2 separate regions of the Mus musculus genome follow, and region 1 is linked to region 2. A link is a loop called in an ENCODE intact Hi-C map of the cell type or tissue named here. Cell type or tissue: heart. All regions are shown on one strand. Each heading gives the region's core, and the rest is flanking DNA. Links, peaks and the distances in the headings are about the cores only.

Region 1 (7,514 bases), core at 1,883-4,382, 730 kb after region 2:
AGCTGGAGTTCTGAGTGGTTGTGCGCAGGCCGACATGGGTGCTGGGAACTGAGCTACTTTTCTCAAAGGGCTCTTACATGTCACTAGCCTGAAAAAATAAAAATAAAAAAGAGTCTCTACAGAAGGAAACAAGTTATGAACACCTGATTACATTTAAAAGGCCGGAGGAATATTTCTGACTTCATGGGCTATAGAGTAAGGCCCAGGATAACTTCTCCACTTTGCCATCGTAATGCCAAAGCAGACTTAGGTAACTAATATCTGAAAGAGCTTTAATGAGCATTGGGTTAGATTTGGCCCAGAGGTGGTTATGCGCTTAGCTAACAACTGAACTAAGCAATCTTTCTTTAAAAAAGCCTCTTCGAGTCATTATGAGTTACATATGTTATATTGTCCTCCTTCAGGTTTTAGACACGCTACATGTGACATCAGCAACAATCTCAGGATAAATTCTTACCAGCTTCTAGGTGGGAGGGGGAACTACCCAGCAAGCACAGGGGCTCAGAACACACTGCGGAGCAGACTCCCTGATCTGAGCCTTGTCTGGGCTACTTCTAAGCTGTCTGATCTCAGTTATATCATGTAATAAATAATGATATAACTATCTGTTGCATACTTTTTACTGCTTTATCAACAATTAAAATGACTGGTGTATACTGTGCTGATGCGAGAGCTTTTTCATGCCATCCATCACAGGCTCAGGAGGCAGAGGGTGAGTCTGAGGCCAGTTTAGGCTACAGGATGAAACCCAGACCAGCCTGGGGTACAAAGTGAGACCTTGTGGCAAAAAAAGGAAGGAAGCTAGTTAAGTTAGTTATATAAAATTACAAAAATTACCAACCTATGGGTGAAACGTCTCTTTCTTCCAGAGAGCAAGAGCTATCAGAGGACGGACTCCGATCACCCTTACTTCCTGTCAAGGTATGTGTTCCTTCCTCTTCATCCGTTGAGAGCTCAGCTGTTCTGCATTCTAAGAGGATACCGATGGAAGCAAGAAAGAGTCAAAATATTTGAATCAATAACCAAAATAAACATGTTCATAAGATGTCCTCTTAATTCCAGACTACATGAAGCTCAAAAAGATTGGTGCAAATAAACATTTAAAGGAGAGTCTGAGAGGTGAATCAGAGGTCAAGAACACACACTGTCCTTGCAGAAGACATGAGTCTGGTTCCCAGCATCTGTGTCAGGCAATTCACAGCTACCTGAAACTCCAGCTCCTGGGGATCTGACACATCTGGTCTCTGTGGTCACTGTACTCACACATGGACATACACAAAAATGAAAATACATCTCTAAAACACAGAATAAAATATGGAAAAAAATAAAGCCACCGCTCACGTCTTAGCTACTGCTGTGAGAGACAACCTCTGCCTCCAACCAAGGCAAAGCACGGTCTCCAGTTATCCTTCACAGCCCTCGGGGTCTCGTGAGGTGATGTGTGCACTCAAAACCACTTTGATTGTAACAGACACACGTTACTTGTTCTTTTCTCTGGGTTGACATTGTAGTAAGGTACAAGTGTGGTGGGTAAAAGCGCTCGCCTCAGCACAAAGGCAGTGACATCAGCTCGTACACAGTCATTGTATTCTTCACCACACACCAAGAAAGGGAAAAGAAAGCCATTTTCATTCACGTTTGTTGATGAAGCAATGCAAATTATTAATTTTGTAAAACTTTGAGCCGAGTACCACTATCTTAAGGATAGTGGTAACAAAAGAAAAATAATCTATAGAAACCTGGGCTATTTGGGACCTCTATTTTTAAGAGTTACAAAGAGAGTTCAAAGGCCAAAGAAATTTGAGAACCACTGATCTAGGAGGGAAGAGAAGTACTTACTTAACTCAAGGTAAACAGATGACCGGCATACTTTGTTACAAATACAAAAAAGATCAATCAAACTTTAGATGAACCGGGCCCCTGACATTGACTAAGAAATCAGTAAGATCCCAAGCCTTGAAGTCATTATTTTAAGTGCTATACGCTGGGCACAGAAAGACAGATATGTTAAGCTCTCATTAATATGTAGAATCCAAACAATTTGAAGGAAATCACAGACACTGAATAGAATGGTGGTTAATATGAGCCAATGTGGGAATGTATGTTGGCAAAGGTTACAAAATTTTACAAGAATAAGTTTAGTGTATCTATTGTACAACACAGTGATCTTCCTACACTGTGTGTGTCTGCTGCCTGACAGGGTTAGGGGAGGAGTTCCAATGTCCCAGAGTTACAGACGGTCCTGAACCACCAAGTTGGTGCTAGACACTGAACTCGGGTCCTCTAAGAGTAACCAGTGCTCTTAACTGCTGACTGGCTTCGCCAGCCCTCAAATGACTTGGTATTTGATCACATGAATGGAACGGTCCTTAGTGTCACCAATCTCAGTCACAGCACCTCGTTTTACATTATTTTTAATCTACTTTTTGTTGTTGTTGCAGATGACTGATTTTAAAAATGACAACGTTCCAAACCCTGTCCTTATTCTTTTAGTCACTGTCTGGTGTTCTTAGAAAACTGTTAGACAAGCTCCCAAAGGCTCACACGACTTTCATCCACATTTAACAGCTAACAGCACGAGGAGTCGTTCAGGACCTCTCTGAGGATTTGGGTTCAGTGTGTGCACACCAATGGCTGTATGCTCTAGTCGGTGCGGGTCACCTGAGGATGCAAACTGCAAAGTGCCACCAAGATCTATGGGAGGCTTCGGGCAACCCCGGCATTGAGCAATGCGGGTGCAGACGGCCATAGAGGCCTCTGGATCTGAGCAACGGAGCCCTTTCCACCCCTCGGTCACCTGCTCCGCCGTCCCCGCGGGGAGCAGCTCCCGGGCTGCGGCGGGAACTCGCCCAGACCCGACCTCGGCCCCGGGCGCTGCGGGCCCCGCGCGGCCGCTCCGCTCCCTCTGTTCGGCCGCCGGCAGACGCCGGCTCCTCCGCACTCTGCTCCTTCGCGCCGTCGCTATCGCTATCGCTATCGCTGGACTCGACCTGGCGCCGCCTGAAAGTCCTCTGGGGCCTGAGAGCCATGTTCCAAGTAGGATTGGCGCGTCTCCTTAAGGCTAGGTGTCCGGCGCCTGCGCAGTCGCGCGTCTCGAGATGCGCATGCGTGTTTGTGAGAGCTCCGCCTGGTGCAGCAGGGTTCGGTACCCAATGGTCTGAATTGGCCGAGCTGAGCTGCCTTTTTAGTGGGACAGATAATAACTGGCCAAACATTCTCGCAGTTTATGTTCGAAGCCCGGGAGATTACCTGCACATCTCACCCAGAACAGACAGAAGTGGAGGGATAAACAATGAAATTAAGCATAAATGATAAGAGCATAAATGACCTGAGGCCTGTGGCTGAGATTTCTCCACTGCATTCTGTTCACTTAAGGTTTCCACAAATGTATTTAAAATGCTTTGGCTTATAACTCCATTCTCTCTCTCCTCTCTCTCTCTCTCTCTCTCTCTCTCTCTCTCTCTCTCATATGCTCTCTCTCTCTCCTTTCTTCTTTCAAACTAACACTTCCCACATTGACCATGGAATTCGCAAAGGCAGAAATCTGTTTATAGGCCATGGGCACATATTTGGCTCCAAAATTGTATTCCCTTTGGGGTAAGAACTACGTTGGGTCCCAGGCAATCTAGAGAGAGTGAAACCTTGGTCTCTCAGAGCTGTGATGAGAGTTTGCAGTTGCTTCCATAAGCATCAGGTTCCATGCCTGCAACCTTTGGGCTCCAGGCTTTAACACCTGCAGCACACCTCACCCCGTCTCCAGCGTACTATTCCTTTATTGTTTCCTTATTTGTTGGTTGGTTTTCAAGAAGACTTCAGTTACCATCAAAACATTTCATGTGACTACATAAAGTTGGGTGCATACAGCTACCAAATACTGTTGTTGGGACTAGAATCAGAAACATTTAACACAGGCTCGTGGCATTGAAAACCTGGTCCCCAGATTGTGGCACTGTGGGACAGTTGTAGAACCTTTGGGACTATGGGTTAATTCGCAAAAATGGCTCTCCAGAGGCAGGCCTTGCAGGTGATGGATACATCTCCCTCTGGCCAGAGCTCTCAGCTTCCTGGTTGGCCAAGGTGTGGAGTTACTGATTGACAATGTTCGGCCACTGCTGACCAAGCCATTGGCCTTGCCAATCCGACCATGATGGAGGGAGGGTGCCGACAGAACTGTGAGTCAAGTAAACCCCTCCTCACTTAAGATGCTTCTGCCAGGTTCTTTGTCATGGTGACATGAGAAAAATAACCAAGATAGTTTTCTTTTCACCCTATTTAGTTTAATTCTTTTTACATATATTTAGTGTGTGTATGTGTGTGTGTGTGTGTGTGTGTGAGAGAGAGAGAGAGAGAGAGAGAGAGAGAGAGAGAGAGAGAGAGAGAAAGAATATGGCTAAGATAAGAAGACAGCTATTTGGAATCAGCTCTTTCCTTCCACTGTGTAAGCTGGTCACTAGGCCAAACAAGTATCTTTACCAGCCAAGCTATCTTACCAACCCTTTTATTTATTGATTTATTTATTTAATTCTATTTTTTTAACCTACTTATAAATTTACATTATTTGCTCACAATTGTTATACCCATAAGACTATAACAAGTATAGCTGAGTGTTTTCCTTCCAAAGTCATACATACTATGCATGCCTATTTTAATTTGGAAATATTATTTATTCTGTAATATTTGTATATATTTCTCCAACAAAGCTCCTTTAAAATTAATATTAAATATTAAAATATATATATTGAGACAGGGTTTCTCTATATAGCCCTGGCTGTCCTGGAACTCACTCTGTAGACCAGGCTGGCCTTGAACTCAGAAATCTGCCTGCCTCTTAAGTATATATTTTTTAAAGAACTAAAATTGTTATACCAAAATTTAGATTGTTTGGATTTTGATCCTTTGTGATCTTAGACTTGAGAGGCCTTATCTTTGGAGATTTTCTACATTAAACTTAGGCATTCAAGAGTGTGTCAGTCGGACTTCTGTTGCTGTTACAAACCTTGTGAATGAGGAAGTTTCATTGCTATTATTGGCTGCCTAGACAGACAAAGAGATCAGAATTCCTCTCTGAATGGCTGGGAAATGATTCAAGTTAGATGGGAAAGGAGAATGGGATTAACATTTTTCTCCTCTTCTATCTTTTCTTTCCTTTCTATCTTCTTTGTTTGGGGGGAGTATCAATTAGCCCAGGCTGTTCTTAAACTTGCTATGCAAACAAGGCTGACCTTGAACTCGTGAATGTTTGTCTTACAGGCCTATGCCATCACACCCAACTTCTTCCTGTCTGTGTTGAGGTAAGGACAGCATCTGAGCAGGGCTTGGCACTGGCTGCTAATACCTCAGGAGAGGTGTCACCTCCAACTAGGATGGATTTGCTTTAAGATAGGGTCTAATTATGTAGCCCAGGCTTGCCTCCAAGTCATGGTACTGTTCCTACTTCAGTTTCTCAAGTGCCAGGACTACAGGTGTGAGCCTGCATACCCACCAAGCTCAAGTTGTTTAACTGCCCTGAGCTCCAGCGACATCAGAGGAACAAATTAAATACCCTTTAGCTCTAAAATATGAAGCCATAGGATGTTTGTTCCTCCCTGACCCCTGAGTATTCTATCTCCATGATGACCACGAGGCTTGTGATACTGCGAAAATTCCCCATTCATCTCAGAAAAGATCAAATCAGAGGACAGAGAGACCAACTGAGACCAGCCGAGGAAGGTTCTTTCCTAGTCCTGTAGCTCATGGTTACCAGGGCCACCGTTAGCTATGACCCAAATACCCCAGAGGCAGCTGCTTTTCTGTAATCTCCCCTAAAACAGCTCCCTAATGTGCTGACTCATGGCGAGAAGAGCTGGACACATAAAGGTGGCAGGGGCCGCACTGCAGCTGTCCCCCAGCTACTGTTTGTCCCCAGGATGCTCTCTGATTAGAAAATGCTTTTTCCATGCAGACAGTCACTGCTTCAAGGCACCACTACCACTTAGAACCTCGAAGCATGAACTGGACCAATGTCACAGAAGCTAAGCTGGTGTGAAGGCACCTCAGGCACACAGGAAGCAGGCACTTCATAAAGGAAGAGGCTGCAGGAGGTGCTTGCAATCAGCCCTTTTGTTTACCATGTGTAACTTTAATTTTTCCAAACCTTACTTTTAATGATGATTCCTAAACACTTTAACCTCCCTTGTAGCCCACCACCCACCAGAGGTAGTGGGAAAGAAAGGATATGGGGGAAGTGGACCTGTTTAGAATGGAACAATTCCCATCTGTGTTGTCTGCAAATCGGCAGTTCAGTTCACAGGTTAGCAGGCAGCAGCAGCTTGATCCACTCAAAAACACTTCACAGATACACCAGCAGTCCCGTTCAGGAGAATCAGATAAGCAACAACGGTGACGTGACCTAGCAGGGACAGTCAAGCCTCAGCTTCTGCTTCAGTCAGCGGGAGGGACGGGCAGGAACACCAGGAGTAGTTCTTGGCTGTGCCCCTCTTAGGGAAGCAGAGATCATCGAAGACTTGAGACCCATACTTGTTGCACAGCTAACTGTACCAGCAAGCCAATCTCTGTCTCCGTCACTCCATGGAGTCCTATTTATTTATACCCTCCAAATAATCATGTGTCCTCCACGTGCCTTGCCTCAGCACCGGTCTTGCCTCAGCTCGAGCATCCAATCAGCCTGAGTCCCTTGAAGACCTGACAAATGCAGCCCAATTATGCAATGCAAGGCAGACCCGTACATGTGTTCTTATTTGTACTTGCTTTAGCAGAGCATCCTCTCTCCTGTGTCTGCTTCAGTGAAACGTTCCTTCATGAGTCTGCCTTAGTCTTTCACCTGTGTCCCCTTCAGAAAAACACTCCTTCATGTGTTTGCCCCAGCAAAACACCTTCCAACACAACTGACTCTCCAAAGAACCCTTAAAGTTTTCACTTCAACCATGTTTATGTGATTCCTGATCAGACCATTCATTCAAGAGGGCAACATAAGTGTTAACTTTTATCGTAGACGGAAATAACATCCTAGCTTATTAGATGACATGCTATGTAACAAAATCAGCATACAGGGGTTGTGAACTCCTTGCTTTTTATCCTGTCTGAGTATAAGCTCCACTAGAATATCAGCATCTTCTTCTGGCCTCTGGCACATTCTCAGCGTGCCAGCCCCACACACAAATGAACATCCATGACACAGATCTAACATACACATATATACATCACACACACACACACACACACTGATTTAGGTGTGTGGGGTACAACTCATTTTAAATCTGTGACAGTCACTCTGCAGTGCAGAATAGTGAGGTTGTAGTCCAGAAGTAGGGGAAATGTAGGTATGATTAGGGAATGGAAATATCAGTTTTTGAATACGATTATTGTTTTTTATATTATACCAAAAGAGAGCCTCATGTGATGCAGGCCGATCCATACTTTCTAGGTACCTTAGGATGATCCCATACCCCTTATCCCCCGCCTCCACCTTCAAAGTAATGGGTTATATGCTAACACCACCAAAACAGATTTAGAAA
Region 2 (7,514 bases), core at 1,619-4,118:
AGGAGTTTCAGGTGAATGTGCTTAAAATATGCTGTATGGGATTCCCAATGAATTAATGAAGATATTTAAAAATGCTTCTAATTATAAGTAGTAAAAGACTAATACATGATTCTTAAATGTATGCTTATTTGGAAAACAATTCCAAATATTATGTTTGTTGTTGTTTTGTTTGAGGTTGGGTCTTGCTATATAGCACTGGCTGCTCTAGAATTCAGTGTGTAGATCAGGCTAGCCTCAGGGTTGTGGCCATCTTTCAGCACCATCATACTCAGCTCCACGCATCACTTTAGTTTATGACTGCCAAGTTACTGTGACAGAGCTCATTGACAGAGGGCTTGAACCTCACACTCCCCTCTGTTCTCTTCTTATAGACTAGCCACAGTTCCTTTTCTTCACATTACTTCTTGAGAATAAAAAAATCCAATATTGCAGACCACTGAACTGAAAAGTAATCTGCTGGGAATGAGTTAGGATAGCCTTCTGTCCTTCGTGACTGCCATTCAGAGAGGCTCATAAACCATCCCAAGGGCAGCTGGATCCTACAGAGGAGAGCTCAGGACAAGCTGAGTGCTGCCTTCTGAGCAGGGCCGCTGTGAACAAAGGGAGAACGTGACCAAAGGCCTCAGTATACCTTCTAACTGATTTTCAGGGATTTAAAGTTATGAAATGTATTTGCTTTCTATTAAACAAAGTCCATAAGCAAATGTCAAGTTGATTGCTTAAAGCTGAATGCAAAGGCTGGAGCCTGTAACTCCATCACTTGGGAAGCCGAGGCAGGAGGACTGTCACCAGTTCTAGGCTAGCCTGGGCTACAGTCTCATAATACCAGGAAAAAAAAATGATTGTCTAAAACAGTGCAGAAAGGACTAGAGACCCTTAGCAGACATTTTCAGATAATGACTTTTGCCCTCAGATTCTAACATGCCTTCTGAGGCGATTTTAGTTTCAGATGAGCTATTGTTAATGATCCATTGACTCTGTAAATACTTACTGAATACCCAAGTGTTGGGTACTTTATCATAGTCTCAAGACAACGAACAAAACCAGACAGAACACCTCCTTTCAGGAATTTTCAATCTGGGGAAAGTAGGACTAGAGAAGTAAAATGCACAGGGAGAGGCTCCGTGCTACTGTGGGACCAGCACTCTAAAGGACAGGTGTTCAGTAGTATGACTGATTTAACTTCATCTGTGGAGCTTTAGGTGGGAAGAGAAGTTTCCATAATGAAGAGAACCTGGGATCTGAAGTAGATAAAAGCTTTGGGGGAAGAACAAAAGAACTAGAGACCCAGTCTATATGGTCCAGGTGCAGAGAGGACCTGGAGGTGTTACAAAATTGAGAGGGTGGAAGGAGCCCAGTACAGTGATCCTTACAGGTTACATTGGATTTAAATCATTTCAAAGTTGGGGTGAAAAGATTGGAAATCTATGTAATCAATTTCTACGAACAATCAACCAATAAGAATAAAGTTTCTTGGTTTTTTTTTTTCTTTTTTTCTTAAGTACACAGTAGAGAGCACTCAAGACAAAGGTCCTAAGGAAAACTCTGGTACAATGTAACTCATCGCTCCTCCCCTGGAGCTTTTAATTCTGGCCAAAACTCATTTTGTTCCAGTGGGGCCTCTGTGTATAGACCCAGTTAAAGTTTATTGCTTAAATTTGGAAGTAAATGATTTCAGGTTATTATGCAATGAGCCCTTGGCTTCCCCTTATTCCACAGGTACACTGTGGAACAGTCTGTGGCTCACTCATAGCTGTAAATAAAATTACTTACCTGCATCAATAGTACAGGCATTATGACTAAACATTAATATTTATATAAAGCAATTAACTAGGTACACAGTGTTCTTATTATGCCTTATATTAAAAATTTAGTGTGTGTTGGATGCATTTGTTGGTATAAAGGCCCAAGGTCCACAAGCTCACTGATTTGGTTCGGCTAGCTTAGCTGGCCAAAGAACTTAAGCAATCCTGTTCTCTTAGTGCAGAAGTTACAGGAGTTCTATCACACTAGCCTTTTACTGTGTTCTGGTGATTCGAACTCAGGTCCTTGATGAGCAGCATACACTTTACTGAGTTGTCTCTCTTGCCTATTGCGAATATTTGCCACACTTCCATGCCAGATCTCTGGTTCGGTATGAGAACTCATAGGTAAGAAGAGGCAGGGAGAGGCTTCTTGGAGATCCTTTGCAGAGGCCGGCGAGGTCAAAGCGATTTTCTGTTTTAAAGATAGGGCCTTACTATGTCGTCCTCGCTGGCTTGGGAACTCCCTCTGTACACCAGGCTGGTTTCAAAGAGCATGATGTGCTTTTGCTACTTGAGTGCTTATATTAAAGGCGTGCACCACCACACCTGGTAAAAGTTATCTTAATCTTAGTCATTCTCATTCTCTCAAGAAGGTGCAGTGGAATTTTCCATAACTATGCAAAAAAACAGATAGTAAAATGTTGAGAAGCAGCTAGACGATCAAATTGTTTTCTAAAGGAGACATTAATTTTTTTCTCATCAATTTTTGTTTTTGTTTTGTTTTGTTGGTTTTGGTTTTTTCGAGACAGGGTTTCTCTGTGTAGCCCTGGCTGTCCTCGAACTCACTTTGTGGACCAGGCTGGCCTCGAACTCAGAAATCCGCCTGCCTCTGCCTCCCAAGTGCTGGGATTAAAGGCGTGTGCCATCACCGCCCCGCCAATTTTTGTTTTTGAAAAGTTACTTGTCATGATAATGTTTTGCCAACACTACATACTAGTATTTTAAAACATAAACCCTATGCAATTAATGTTCCTAGAGAACACAGTTTTTAGTTTTGTTGTTTTGAGTAAGGAGATCAGTGTTCTGAGCTAACCCTTGTTTGACCAACCACAGACAAAACTTGCTCTCCGTGTCTGCACGCCTTTTTTGCAGTGGTTTCCTCCCACTAAACCGCACTTCCAATTCTGCCCGTCAAACGTCCCATTCCACCTAAAACATGATCCCCGGCGCTGGCCCGGGTCTGTCGCTGCGCGGGGCAGCGTTGTGGGGACACCCACGGGTTCCCCTCCTGTTGGCCTAGAGGTTAAACTCAGCACCTACTGAGGCTCTAGAGAAGCATCCGGACTTCCGGCTCAGCTAGGCCACGCCCGGCCGCTTCCAGGCTGTGGCCGCCCGGAAGAGTACATCAGACCCCGGAGTCAGAGGGGGCGGTTCTGGCGCGCCACGCCTAGTGAGGGTGGGGCCACGCCCACACGGAGAGGCGTGGTCTCTACCCGGCGCGGGAAAGGGGCCGAAATCGCGTGCGCGCGCTCAGTCAGCGACCGCGCGCCACACGTTTCGGGAGGGGATGGCGGCAGCGGCGGCTGCTGGGAGCGGGACGCCCAGAGAGGAAGAGGCTCCCGGAGGGGAGGCAGCGGCTTCGCAGGCCCAAGCCCCGACGAGTGCACCCGGGGGAGTTCGCCTCTCGAGGCTGCCTCTGGCGAGAGTAAAGGCCTTGGTGAAGGCAGACCCTGACGTAACGCTGGCGGGACAGGAAGCCATCTTTATCCTGGCGCGTGCCGCGGTGCGACGGGGAAGCAAGGGCGCCTGGGTCGGGGAAAGGGGCGTGGCATCTAGGGGGCGTGGCGCTAGGGGGCGTGGCGGGCCCTGGTACGCCGACCTGACTTGACTGAGACCTAGGAAGGCCTCTGTGGGCCCCGTTTGAGTTGGTTAGCCACTCTCCTCTTCACGAGGACCCACGCAAATTTAGTTTGCATGGCTCCCACGGCTCACACAGAACTTGAAGGGGATCCTAATGAATGAGTAGGGTGGATTTGGAGATATTAGAGCAGGGGGATTGGAGCTATGGAGAGGGATAGCAGAAGTATTTTCATAAGTTCAGTACAATGGTAGCTTCTAGAACTTTCCTGTGTGGTAGAGTTCCCCCTTTACCCTTCTTGTCCACGTCTACACAGGATTGCTCATCTCAGTGGGCTAGAGTCCACTAATCTCTGCTTGCTTTTTTTTTTTTTTGTTGCAGGAACTGTTCGTGGAGACTATCGCAAAAGATGCCTACTGCTGTGCTCAACAAGGAAAGAGGAAAACTCTCCAGAGGAGAGATTTGGGTAGAGTCGCTGTGGTACCCCAGGGTGGACAGGGGAGCTATGGGCTGGGCTTTCTTATAGCTGTTTCACAAGGCATCATTGAAGCAAGGGGAAATTTGGCTTTTGGTTTATTTGTCTACCTGGTAACCCTTCCACATGTGTAAGCCTTTAGAGACTGTACCTCTCATTCCCTTCTATGCTGCCAAACTCTTTTTCTAGTATCTTTTTTTTTTGTTTTTGTTTTTCGAGACAGGGTTTCTCTGCAGCCCTGGCTGTCCTGGAACTCACTCTGTAGACCAGGCTGGCCTCGAACTCAGAAATTCACCTGCCTCAGTCTCCCAAGTGCTGGGATTAAAGGCGTGCACCACCACGCCCGGCCTTGTTCTAGTGTCTTTAGAGTAGAGAGAAAAGTGAATTTTGGAATAAGACAGGATTGTAGGATGCCTTGAACAGCATTTTCGCTGGCTTTTGAGGTGAGACAGTTAAAAGAATAGTGAGTGTAAAGATGGATCTTAGGACCTCTGGGTTACAGTTTGTAAGTGATGTCATTTGCATAAAATTCCATGTTGGGTCTGATGTCTGAATGGCAAGAGCCAATCAAGTATCCCTTTACCTTGTGTTTCAGATAATGCAATAGAAGCTGTGGATGAATTCGCTTTTCTAGAAGGTGAGTTCACTGCCTGCACAGACTATTTCTCTGTTGATGATGTGAGCTTCAAACCTTATAAAACCTTATAAAACAGATGTGTGGTTTTCCTTTGTATACATGGCAGCAATTCTCCCTGTTTTGATAGAAAAAAAAGGAACATTTTCCATTCTTGGGGAATTAGAAATTCTACAGGGAAATTGCAAGCTTAAAAGAAGAAGGAGGGAGTATATAAATTACCAGTAGAATTGGATTTAGATTTTGAATCCTGTTTATATCTCCAAACTAAATATTAATATTGCTCCTTTATAATGTTAAGAATTAGAAACAATTTGTAACTTTTTTTAAGATTCCTTTTTATTTACGTGTATGTGTGTTTCTATATGCCAAATGTATGTAGGTACCCCCATAAGAGCCAGAAGAGTAGTGTGAGCTGCTAAACATGGGTGCTGTGAACAGGGCTTCTGGAAGAGCAGCAAGCACTTTTTTGTTTTGTTTTTGCTCTATTTGAGACTTGGGTTTCTCTGTGTAGCCCTGGCTCTCCTGGAATTCACTCTGTAGACCAAGCTGGCCTTGAATTCGCAGAGATCCTAGAACTACTTGCCTCTACCTCCAGAGTGCTGGGATTAAAGGTGTGCTTCACAACTGCCTGCTGATGAGCATGAGGTCTTTTTTGTTGTTATTTTTTCGAGACAGGATTTCTCTGTATAGCCCTGGCTGTCCTGGAACTTACTCTGTAGACCAGGCTGGCCTCGAACTCAGAAATCCTCCTGCCTCTGCCTCCCGAGTGCTGGGATTAAAGGCGTGCGCCACTACCGCCCAGCTAGCAAGAGGTCTTAATCACTGAGTCATCTCTCCACCCTCAGTTCCTAACTTAAGACAGGGTCTTATATAGCTCAGACTAGCCTTGAACTCTCACTGTGTAGCTGAGAGTGACCTTGAATTCCTTTTCTGTCTTCACCTCCAAAATGCTAGTAATAATAATGATAAGTCAATACATACATAAATAGGCATATGCCACCTTGTCTGACGCTGAAATATTTTCTTCTTTTTTCACTCTGTTCTGCTTCTCTGTGTTAACCTTTGCCCATGGCACTCTTTAGATGTTCTCTTTGATATCTTCTAAGATCTCTCTCCAATGTCTGCTTCAAGTCTAGATTTTTGAGTATTCTCTTTGAGTTGTAGATTTTGTTTTTCCACCTATTTGTCTTAAAAATAACTTGAATTAGTTGCCCAACTTGTTTTATAGTCCAGTGTATGGTCATCCTTGGTGGTGGTCTTTATATTCTTGAAGAGAAAGTACTCTATTCTGTTCTGCTTGCTTGTTTTATCAGTTGCTGAGTAAGAATTGTCCATTAAATTCTCCTACCACAACTGTAGATTATTTTCACTTGAATTTTTGATTCTGTTTATTTTGTAAGACCATGTGATTAGGTATGTAAAAGTTTACTACTATGTTGTTTTTGACAGCCCATAGTATTTAATTTATAGTATTTAATTGATTATTGTCATTTCTAGTGATTGGTTATTAGACCTTCCCATTTAGGCAGACTGCAGTTTGATTCTTATCTCCCTCAGCCTGCCACACAGCCCCTCTCAGACCTCTCAGATTGGTAGGTGCCTTCAGGGACACCATAGCTTTGGAGGTTGGCCTTACTTTGTGACTTTGCCATCCCTTAATATCATTTATTTCAATTATTGAGAAGTTTTATTTTTAAAATATATTTAGTTTTATTCGTTGCTTTAAACAGAGACTTGTCATCAACAAAATCAGAGTTGCTAGGTAAGGTGGCTCATGCCTGTAAGTGCCAGTCCTTGGGAGAGTGAGGCAGCAGGATTTTATGTCTGAGGCCAGCTTGTGCTACAAGGGGGGCTCCAGCCTAGTGTGGCCAGTGACATACTGCCTTAATCAGCAACAGAAAATTCCAAAGAAAGTTACTATTTTTTTAGTTAGAAGTATTGCTGGTTTAGTTTTCCTAATGTTCATTCCCCTGACTTATGCTTTATAATAGGATTAAGAAATAACTACGAGGCTCCTTCAGTCCAGTGCTTTTCCTTCTGTGTGAACATAAAATGAGGCTGTTTTGGAAGCTGGTGGGTTTTGCCTTGCAGCTTCACTTCAGGGTGAAGAGGAACAGATGTCATGCTTGCGGCCCCACAGGCCAAAATGCAGAATGCTTCCTAGGAGTGGGACTGCCAGAGGCTGCTCTGGTTTTCCCAGATAGGCCACTTGGTTCTTTGAAGAAAGTCCTTTGATTTTGTTGTTTTTGTTTTTTGTTTTTCTTCTCTTTCATAGATGTTTGAATCTGTGGCTTCTCCATGTAGGGAGGGTTGTAAGAGGCATGGGAAGGAAGCCTGTGTCCTGTGGGTCTTTATTAGCTCCTTTCCTTTCACTTCTTCTTCTGTCAGTGTAGGTAACTGTGTCTAGGACAGTGCTTCCCAACCTTCCAAATGCTGTGGTGACCTTTTAATATAGCTTCATGCTGTGGTGACCCGAATTACAGTTATTTCATTGCTACTTTATAACTGTAATTTTGCTACTGTTATGAATTGTAATGTAAATATTTTTGGAGATAGAGGCTGACCAAAGGGGTCACAACCCACAGGTTTAGAACCACTGGTCTAGTGCCTTCTGCTGGTTCTAGGGTGGGGGATAGCTTCTCCTCTCTTGCACCCTCATCTGCATTTGGCTCAGGGCTTTGCTCTATTTATAAACATGCTCAGTGAGAAGTTGATAATTCATTCTTTTTTGTTTTTGGAATTGCCCAACTGCTAGTGACTCTTTGTTCTATATTTTAAAATGCTTTTTCTTTTTTGAAT

Evidence for each region. Hi-C counts contacts between places; a loop is a spot of excess contacts. Peaks named below come from ENCODE experiments on the same cell type or tissue, not always from the same donor. Only the 100,000 strongest peaks of a DNase experiment are listed, where the experiment ranks them.
Region 1: a loop joins it to region 2, with 16 times the contacts of the local background. A loop is called at or near these places in 1 of 42 quality-filtered maps.

The regions. Positions count from the first base shown.
Region 1 is chr6:81,919,222-81,926,735 of GRCm38, reverse strand. It overlaps Gcfc2 (GC-rich sequence DNA binding factor 2), which reads right to left and starts at 3,067. Exons shown (of 17, transcript NM_177884.3): 1 at 2,798-3,067; 2 at 842-970. The coding sequence starts at 3,029. In heart, for the core only: no CTCF peak of the experiment used is centred there; a DNase peak (open chromatin) is centred at 3,065; H3K4me3 peaks cover 1,540 bases; H3K27ac peaks cover 1,268 bases.
Region 2 is chr6:82,648,638-82,656,151 of GRCm38, reverse strand. Pole4 (polymerase (DNA-directed), epsilon 4 (p12 subunit)) reads left to right here and starts at 3,287. Exons shown (of 4, transcript NM_025882.3): 1 at 3,287-3,528; 2 at 3,985-4,069; 3 at 4,674-4,715. The coding sequence starts at 3,313. In heart, for the core only: a CTCF peak has its summit at 3,042; DNase peaks (open chromatin) are centred at 3,201 and 3,511; H3K4me3 peaks cover 1,463 bases; H3K27ac peaks cover 1,223 bases.